Linked DNA regions of Homo sapiens: region 1 is linked to region 2. Evidence: read pairs that join two places in POLR2A ChIA-PET (ENCODE). Cell type or tissue: PC-9. All regions are shown on one strand. Links, peaks and the distances in the headings refer to the core of each region. The heading gives the core; the rest is flanking DNA.

Evidence for each region. Peaks named below come from ENCODE experiments on the same cell type or tissue, not always from the same donor. Only the 100,000 strongest peaks of a DNase experiment are listed, where the experiment ranks them.
Region 1: POLR2A ChIA-PET joins it to region 2 with 27 read pairs; 4 of 35 experiments call an interaction of 5 or more read pairs at or near these places.

The regions. Positions count from the first base shown.
Region 1 is chr17:3,717,676-3,722,067 of GRCh38, reverse strand. ITGAE (integrin subunit alpha E) reads left to right here. Exons shown (of 31, transcript NM_002208.5): 29 at 1,666-1,761. It also overlaps a transcript of P2RX5 not described here. Among named protein-coding and RNA genes, the nearest start is that of HASPIN, 4.0 kb to the left of the region's middle. In PC-9, for the core only: no CTCF peak of the experiment used is centred there; DNase peaks (open chromatin) are centred at 1,627 and 1,907; H3K4me3 peaks cover 925 bases; H3K27ac peaks cover 2,592 bases.
Region 2 is chr17:3,886,481-3,890,872 of GRCh38, reverse strand. The region is part of intron 1 of CAMKK1 (calcium/calmodulin dependent protein kinase kinase 1); the gene reads left to right. Among named protein-coding and RNA genes, the nearest start is that of CAMKK1, 4.4 kb to the left of the region's middle. RefSeq lists enhancers at 1,759-2,280, 2,281-2,800. In PC-9, for the core only: no CTCF peak of the experiment used is centred there; DNase peaks (open chromatin) are centred at 662, 2,162 and 2,452; H3K4me3 peaks cover 1,167 bases; H3K27ac peaks cover 3,070 bases.

The DNA of each region.
Region 1 (4,392 bases), core at 182-4,181, 170 kb after region 2:
AGCTGGGATTACAGGTATGCGCCACCATACCCGGCTAATTTTGTATTTTTAGTAGAGATGGGGTTTCTCCATGTTGGTGAGGCTGGTCTTGAACTCCTGACCTCAGGTGATCCGCCCTCCTTGGCCTCCCAAAGTGCTGGGATTACAGGCGTGAGCCACCACGCCCGGCTAATTTTGTATTTTTAGTAGAGATGGGGTTTCATCGTGTTGGTCAGGCTGGTCTTGAACTCCTGACCTCAGATGATCTACCCACCTCAGCCTCCCGAAGTGCTGGGATTACAGGCATGAGCCACCACACCCGGCCACACGTGTTATTTTCTTAGAGAGGCCTTCCCTGATCACTTATTCTAAAGTGGGAACTAGTGATCAAGTGATCAAGTTTAATGTTTTACAGTGATCCAGGTGACATTTGTGAGGTCTCAACTGAAGAAGTAGCAATGGGGGTGGAAAAGAAAGGGACAGATACAAGAAATAATTTAAAAAAAAAGAATTGTGAGTGTGGTGGCTCACATCTGTCATCCCAACACTTTGGGAGGCTGAGGCGGGAGGATTGCTTGAGGCCAGGAGTTCAAGATCAGCCTGGGCAGCATAGTGAAACCCCATTTCTTAAAAATAAATAAATACATAAATTAGCCACGCATGGTGGCTCATGCCTGTAGTCCCAGCTACTTGGGAGGCTGAGGCAGGAGTATCGTTTGAGCCCAGGAATTTGAAGCTTCAGTGAGCTATGATTGAGCCACTCCATTCCGGCCCGAGTAACAGAGTGAGACCTTGTCTCAAAAAAAAAAAAAAAAAAAAAAAAAAAAAGGAAAAATCTCTTACGTTAAATAAAATGAATAAGCTGGGTGTGGTGGCTCATGCCTGTAATCTCAGCACTGTGGGAGGCTAAGGTGGGTGGATTGCTTGAGCCCAGGAGTTTGAGACCAGCCTGGGCAACATGGTAAAACCCCATCTCTACAAAAAATACAAAAATTAGCCCAGTGTGGTGGGGTGCACCTGTGGTCTCAGCTACTCAGGAGACTGAGGTGGGAGGATCACTTGAGCCTGGAAGGTTGAGGCTATAGTGACCCATGATCATGCCATTGCACTCCAGCATGGGTGACAGAGCGAGATCCTGTCTCAAAAATAAGTCAGTCAGTCAAGAACTGACTTTGGATGGCACAAGGGAAAAGAAGTTGAAGAAAAGGCCAGGCGCGGCAGCTCACGCCTGTAATCCCAGCACTTTGGGAGGCCGAGGTGGGTAGATCATCTGAGGTCAGGAGTTCGAGACAAGCCTGGCCAACATGGCAAAACCCCATCTCTACTAAAAATACAAAAATTAGCCTGGCATGGTGGCACATGCCCATAATTCCAGCTACTCGGGAGGCTAAGGCAGGAGAATCGCTTGAACCTGACGGGGTGGAGGTTGCAGTGAGCCGAGATCGCACCACTTCACTCCAGCCTGGGCGAAAGAGCGAAACTCCATCTCAAAAAAAAAAAAAAAGGAAGTTGAAGAATAACTGCAGATGTCTTGTTTGGGTAACTTTATGTAGTGTTGTGTACGTTAGGGCCATTAACTAAGCCCAGGAATACCTTTAAAGGGAAAGGTGGTGAAGGCTGTTCAAACACAGTGAGTTCATGTCTAAAATATGTTTTGTTTCCCTCATTCCTTTCCCCATCTTCTAGTTACTAAAAGATGTAACTGAACTGCAGATCCTTGGTGAAATATCTTTCAACAAATCTCTATATGAGGGACTGAATGCAGAGAACCACAGAACTAAGGTAATTCCTGGCTGGCTTCTGAGTAGTGCCCAAGGAAAATTGTGCCTAACCTTTGAGCACCTCCACAGACATTCTGTTGCCCTCTTCCTGTTTTCAGCCTTAACACTTCTGATCTTGGCTCTGCCATCGCTGCCTTTGTGACCTTTGAGTGAGTCAGCTTCTTATGAAATAAGGCAATTAAGAGGCCTAAGCTGAGGAGTTCTGAGTTGAAATAACTAGGCTGGAATCTGCAGTATATACTTTGATTTGAAAATGGATTGATTAAAAAAAAAAATTTCGCAGCTGGGCGCAGGTGGCTCACGCCTGTAATCCTAGCACTTTGGGAGGCCGAGACAGGTGGATCACCTGAGGTCAGAAGTTCAACACAAGCCTGGCCAACATGGAGAAACCCTGTCTACCAAAAATACAAAAATTAGCCGGACATGATGGTGGGTGCCTGTAATCCCACCTACTTGGGAGGCTGAGGCACGAGAATCGCTTGAATCTGGGAGGCAGAGGTTGCAGTGAGCCGAGATCACACCACTCCACTCCAGCCTCAGTGATAGAGTGAGACTCAGTCTCAAAAAATAAATAAATAAATAAAAAATGAATTACCTAAGTGAGAAATTGTTTTTTGTATCCAGTAACTGTCTTAGTGTGCTGTATCAGTGTTTAGTTATAGTATTAAACAGTACTCAGGAATGCATAAATCTTTTATAAGATTTAGACTAGATACTGGAACTCTTGGAATTCTTTTTGCAAAAGTATGACTAGAAGTCAGACTGATGCCTGTGATTTGTGGACTGAATGCTTTGTGTGTTACCCTGTGTTTTCATTCTTGTTGACCCTTGCCTGGACATGGCTTCAGAGGTGATCTATCTGTGAGCTCTGAGCTCTTTAGTTAGGCATGATTCTCTACTAGAGGGAATGTCAGGAGAGTGATGCTGGATTGCTAAATATAAGGTCCTCTGTTTTCCTCCCTGGAGGAGGAGAAAGGAGCAATTCTCTAGACATGCCAATATAACATTTCCTTTTATTTTTAAGTAGTGTATTTCTTTTTCTTTTCTTTTCTTTTTTTTTTTTTTTTTTTTTGAGGAAGAATCTCACTGTGTCGCCCAGGCTGGAGTCCGTTGGTGCCATCTCGGCTCACTGCAACCTCCACCTCCCCAGTTCAAGTGATTCTTCTTCCTCAGCCTCCCGAGTAGCTGGGATTACAGGTGCCCACCACCATGCCTGGCTAATTTATTTATTTTTTTTAAATAGAGACAGGATTTCACCATGTTGGCCAGGCTGGTCTCGAACTTCTGACCTCAGGTGATCTGCCCGCCTTGACCTCCCAAAGTGCTGGGATTACAGGCATGAGCCACCATGTCCGGCTAAGTAGTGTATTTCTAATACAGAAAATAGAGGGAAATGGAAAATACAGAAAACGGAAGAAATAGAAGTGCCCCATTATTGCACTGCCCAGATTTTAACAAATAAAAATAATAGCAAGAAAATCCAAGCCATACAGAGAATGGTACCAAATGAAAAATAATTGTTCCTTCATTTCTCCCTTCCCATGCCCCCAGCAGGGAGGAGTTACTATTAAGTTTCTTATGTGCACATTTTAAATTTGTATGTTTCCCCCTCTTACTTACTGATACTTTTATTTCTATAGCATGGATTCCCCAAAATTCCTTTCTTTAAATCCAATATCCTAAGCAAAGTGTTAAGTAGTTCCTGACAATAAGCCCCTGACTTACAGTGACTCTATGAGTATAAACAAACTGTATCCAAATGCATTTCAGCCACAAGAAAGGGAAAATCCAGCTCATGCAGCATAAGGGCATATGCTGTTTATCCAGTGAGGGAGGCCGGCCTGGGGCGATGGCCTGGCTTCTTTGGTCCTTGTACTCTGCCGTGTGGGGGACGCATTCCTTCATGGCCAGCACAAAGTTGCCACATCTCCAAATGCTGTATTTTCACATGGCAGGATACAAAACAGGAAGCAAGAAGTCAGTAGCAAAAGGATGTTGGATTTTTCTTCATGTGCCTTCCCTTTTCAGGGATGAAACAGTTTCCAAAAGCTCCCAGGAGACATCCTCTTACATCTTATTAGTGAGATCTGAATCTCATGTCAGTCACTGGCAAAGGAGAATAGCTGTGTCATGATCACCTGAGACCAACGATGATTCCTGAATAAAATCCAAAAGGAGAGAGGGGCCCCTGGGCAGGCCAGCATCCGTGTTTGCTGCAAACAGTAGTACCCGGTGCCTTGCTTCTCCCTTAACCTCTACTTGGGCATCTTTGGGGCACTTTTGGGAATCTGTGGGTTTAGAAGAAGATAAAGGGAGGTGGCTTTGAGAAATAGGGACATTTCTTCTACTCACATCTGGCCTGTTTCCCGAGTCACCTTGGGACTTCCTTTCACTTCCCAAACCCAGGGTCTTGAGTCCCCCTCCTTCTCCTGTAGAATATTCCAGCCCTCTTTCTGTTCTTCCTCCCTCTTTGTTGCTATGGTACCTCCCTATTCTCAAAGCCTAGGACTTCACTCCTATTTAGTTCAGCTACCTATGAGCTAAATAGGACTGGAAGGTCAACTTTAGGTCAACCAGCATTTATAACTTAATTGGAAGAGGCCTTAAAGGTAAGTTTGTCCAGCCCTTCACC
Region 2 (4,392 bases), core at 84-4,083:
AGCTCACCCAGCAGGTAGTGGGGAGATCAAGGAGGGCTCAGAAGAGGCGATGTCTGAGCTGTCCTCCAGGCAGCAGAGGAGAGGGAGGTGTGTTCCTGGCAGAAGGCACAGCTTGTACTGAGGCCTGGCAGCAGAACAGAGTATGCAATTTGGGAAGCTGTGGTGTGGCTGCAGTGGAGAGTAAGTGTGGGGTTGTGGGGAGCAAGGGTGGGCAACAGGGAAAGGACGAGTGACAAGGAGGGCTCCCGGATTGCTGACCTGGGTCAGGAAAGAATGGGGAGGGTGTGGTACCCGTCTCGCAATGGAGACAGAGGAGGACGAGCAGGTTTGGGGAAGATGCTGAGTTGAATCTGGGGCCTGTTGGATCTGAGCTGCTCGGGAACATGGACGGGGAGGTGGCAGCTAGCTGGAAAGAGTGGGGCTGGAGGCACAGACCTGGTGTGGAGGATGAGGAGGGGCAGAGGATGAGGCCTGGAGACCATCAGCCTCCGTGGGTGGGCCAGGACGATGCGCTGGGGGTAGCTGTGCTGAGTCAGGCAACAGCCCGTATTGGTGCTTGGGGGCTCCCCAGGGATGGTGGGAGCGGGCGTCCTCACAGCAGGAGTCGTCAAGCATGACTTGGCACCAGACGCCTGGGCCTCCCTCAAGGGGACTGAGTCATCCCGGGTGGGGGCGGGAGCTGCGGAGGGCACCCGTTGCCAGGGCCATCCAGATACTCGCCAGGATCATAAACACAGCTCCAGTGAGGCGGCCCAGGCATGGGAGGACCACCTTCTGTGTCTGGCCTGGGTGGCCGCCACCTCTGCGGCTTTCCCTTCTGTTCGGTCCTCTGCTGGTCACGGCTGTCCATCCCCTCGCCTGGATGTAGCTGGTCCCCTGCCTCGGCTTGGCACTGGGGTTCACAGCGGCCTTCCAGCGCTCAGAATGAGGCCTGACCAGGGCCTGACCAGCTCCCAGGTGGAGCTACTTGAACCCGCGTGGATGGCAGCAGGGTCTGCCTGCTCTGGGGCTCCTTTGAGGGATGCAGCTGGATGGGGCATGTCCTGTGGAAGAAGCCAGGCCAAGTGGGCGTCTGGAGCCGGGGGCCCACATTCCTTGGGAGTGGCCAGACGCTTGGGGGGTGGGGCACAGCCTGGGAGGAAAAACCTGGGTGGGGGATATGTGCCAGGCCATCTTGGAGCTGGGGGCAGAGGTGGGGTTGGACCTTGCACATCAAGGCTCTCTTGGACGCTTCTAGACACAGCCACATCCCAGCCCCACAGTGCTGTGGCACAAACTACTCCTGTGTCCACACCTCATTCTGTTCCTTCCATCGCCCTGGGAGTTGGCAGGACAGTGGCCTTCTGCTTGATGCACGTGTTAGGAAACAGAGGCTCCAAGAGGCTCGATGACTTGTCCGAGGCAGCAGATCCCCAGTCTGGGGGGACAGGATTGCAGTAGTTTTTCCCAATGAGGGAGGGCTTGAGTCTGGCTGTTCACGGCCGCAGGACTAAGCCAGTGCCCATGCCCACAGGAATCCTTCGCTGTACCATGGGCCTGGTTCCCGGCCTGTCTGTCCATCTTTCTGTTTGCCCACATGGCCCTAGTTATCCACCGAATTAAGTTTCTACAGAGTATCTACTAAGGCCTGAGCTTGGGAAGGGCCTTGAGACACCCCCTGTGTGAGCCTCCAGATGGGCCTGGGTTTCCGCCCGGGGCACAGAATCCAGCCCAGCAGGCAGTGCCAGGCTGGTGGGACCAGTGACTATGGGGAAAAGTCCAGATATGAGCTCTGGGATCAGGCTCCCAGGGCCCCCAGGGGCGCGGACCACCCCCCTACCCTGGGCATAGGTACACGGAGACCTGCAGGCACACAGGCGCATAAACACACCTGCGCACACACACATCACACCGAGGTTTTCATCTCCATGCAGTGCGCTCCTGTGTGGGGACCCACAACACACACACACACACACACACGCCACCACCCTGGTCCACAGCCTGCGCACACATATTCCCTCCTGTGGGGACACACGCCCTCACACACGCGGCCGGGGCGCCAGGCCCTGTCTCCCGGACACGCGGCAGGAACCTCGGGCCTCCCCGGCCGGCCGCCTCCCTCGCAGACGCGCTTAGTCACCTGAATTTGATCCAGGCGGGAGGGAGGGATGGGGAGCCTGACGTCAGCCCTCGCGGCCGCCTTCCGCCCGCCCGCGCATCCATCTGGGCCTCAGCGTGTCCCGAGCAATCACAACAGCAGCCGCACAACAACAACTCACTTTTACGGCCTCCTTAGTGGCAGGCACTGTTCTGAGCGCCTTACGGGCGTTCCCTCCTCAGCATCTCACCACGTGCGGTGAGGTGAGGCCCGCTAGAACCCCATCTTGCGGGCGAGGAAAACCCAAGGCACAGAGGCGAAGCCACCTGCTCACGGGCTCCCAGCCAGGAAAGGGTGCAGCCTGGCTGCCTGGCTTCAGAGCCTGGGCGCCAAACCGGGTAACAGGGCTCAGGCTGGAACAGGAAACCTTCTGCCCCGACTTGCTGGGTGACCCCGGGCCCATCCCCACCCGCTGGGCCTCCCTCTACCTATCTAAGAAAAGCAGGGAAAGGTGTTCAAGGGTAAAGGAGGATGGCCTCTTGCTGGAATGGCAACCTCAAGGAAATACGCAAATTTTATGGGCCCGGGCAGCCTGTGGCTTCTGCCTGTGGCGGCTCTGAGTCCCGTAGTCCCTGCCTAGGGCCAAAAAGCAGGAGCTCCTGACTCTGGAGTTCATTCTGTTATATGTGCTGGGGCCTGAGGCTTGCTGGGGTTGCCTCTCTGAGGCTGCTTTCTCATCTGTCTAATGGGGACAGGGCTGTAACGATCACTATGGCAACCACTCATTTATTCAACAAATATTTATCGAGTTCCTATCACATGCCAGGCACTGATGATCTTTTGGAGACAAGGCAGATGAGCGTCCTAATCTCATGAAACTTACATTCGGGAGGGAAAAACAAGGCATGCGGAGTGAGGGGAAGGGGCGGAGGGGTGGGCCACCTGCTGGGAGGAGCCTGGCGGGTCCTGGAGGGTGTTCCCAGCTTTGGCTTCCTCCTTCCTATGCTGTCTGGTTTCCAAGCTCTCCCCGAAGCTCCAGCCCCACTCACTGTCCCTCTCACCTCCTCCAGGGAGGCCTCCCTATGCCACAGCCTCTCACCTCCTCTGGGGAGGCCTCCTTATGCCACAGCCCCACTCTCTGTCCTCTCTCACCTCCTCCAGGGAGGCCTCCCTGTGCCACAGCCCCACTCCCTGTCCCCTCTCACCTCCTCCAGGGAGGCCTCCTTGTGCCACAGCCGCACTCACTGTCTCCTGCCCTCTCTTCCAGGGAGGCCTCCCTGATACTCTAGCCTCACTCAGCCTCCTCACCTCCTTCACCTCCTCCAGGGAGGCCTCCTTGATGTTCCAGCCTCATTAACTCCCTCTCACTCCTCTGGGTCCAGCTTCCATGACTTTTCCTGTTCCTAGTGTGGAGCCTCCTCTCTTCCTTTCTCCATGTCAGCACCAGCCCCACCGCCTCCAGGCTTCTACTCATTCAACACACTGCGTACCGGGCACAGGGGGTCTGGACCTCACCCTTACCCTCAGTCTACCTCCAAACCCTGCTGTGAGCCTGGAAAATATGGGAAGGCAGGGAATCCACAGGACAAGTCGGGAGACTGGGGCTCAGAGTCGGGAAGGAGCTGGTCTAGGGCCCCTGGTGGGTCAGCAGGCAGGACTGGAACCCAGTCCTGGCTCCTCAGTGGCCGGTGGACTCCAGCCAGCCCTGCCTCGCTGACATCTGTCAAAGCAAGGGGATGGGGAACGAGCGGTAGAGCAGGCGCTTCACCATGCGTACTCTGGGTCTCCCTGAGACCCATGTTCTCAGTTGCTGTGTGGGTTCGGAGGAAGTTACCAGCAGACAGGAAGGATGGAGGGTCAGGAGTTCACTCACTTCCTTCTCCTGAGAACATGCAGAGTCCAGCGCAAGCAGGGGGAAGGGCATCAGGTTGGGCATGGCCAGCGCTCTACAAGCCTGGGACAGAGATGGGGGTCTCAGGCTGAGTGTCAGGGTTCAGTCCGGGGTCAGGATGTAGCCCAGGGTCATGGCTGAAGGTGAGGGCTGGGGGTCACCTCCCTGATGTTTCAGCCGCCACACAGTGAGTTTGAGAACATGAGTCTCAGGGGATGTCATGCCCCTGTTTCACCCCTCATTCCCCTCATTCTCATCCCCTTGCTTTTTTTTGAAACCGAGTCTTGCTCCGTCACCCAGGCTGGAGTGTAGTGGCGTGATCTTGGCTCACTGCAACCTCCACCTCCCAAGTTCACACGATTCTCCTGCCTCAGCCTCCCGAGTAGATGGGATTTCAGGTGCACGCCACCATGCCTGGCTAATT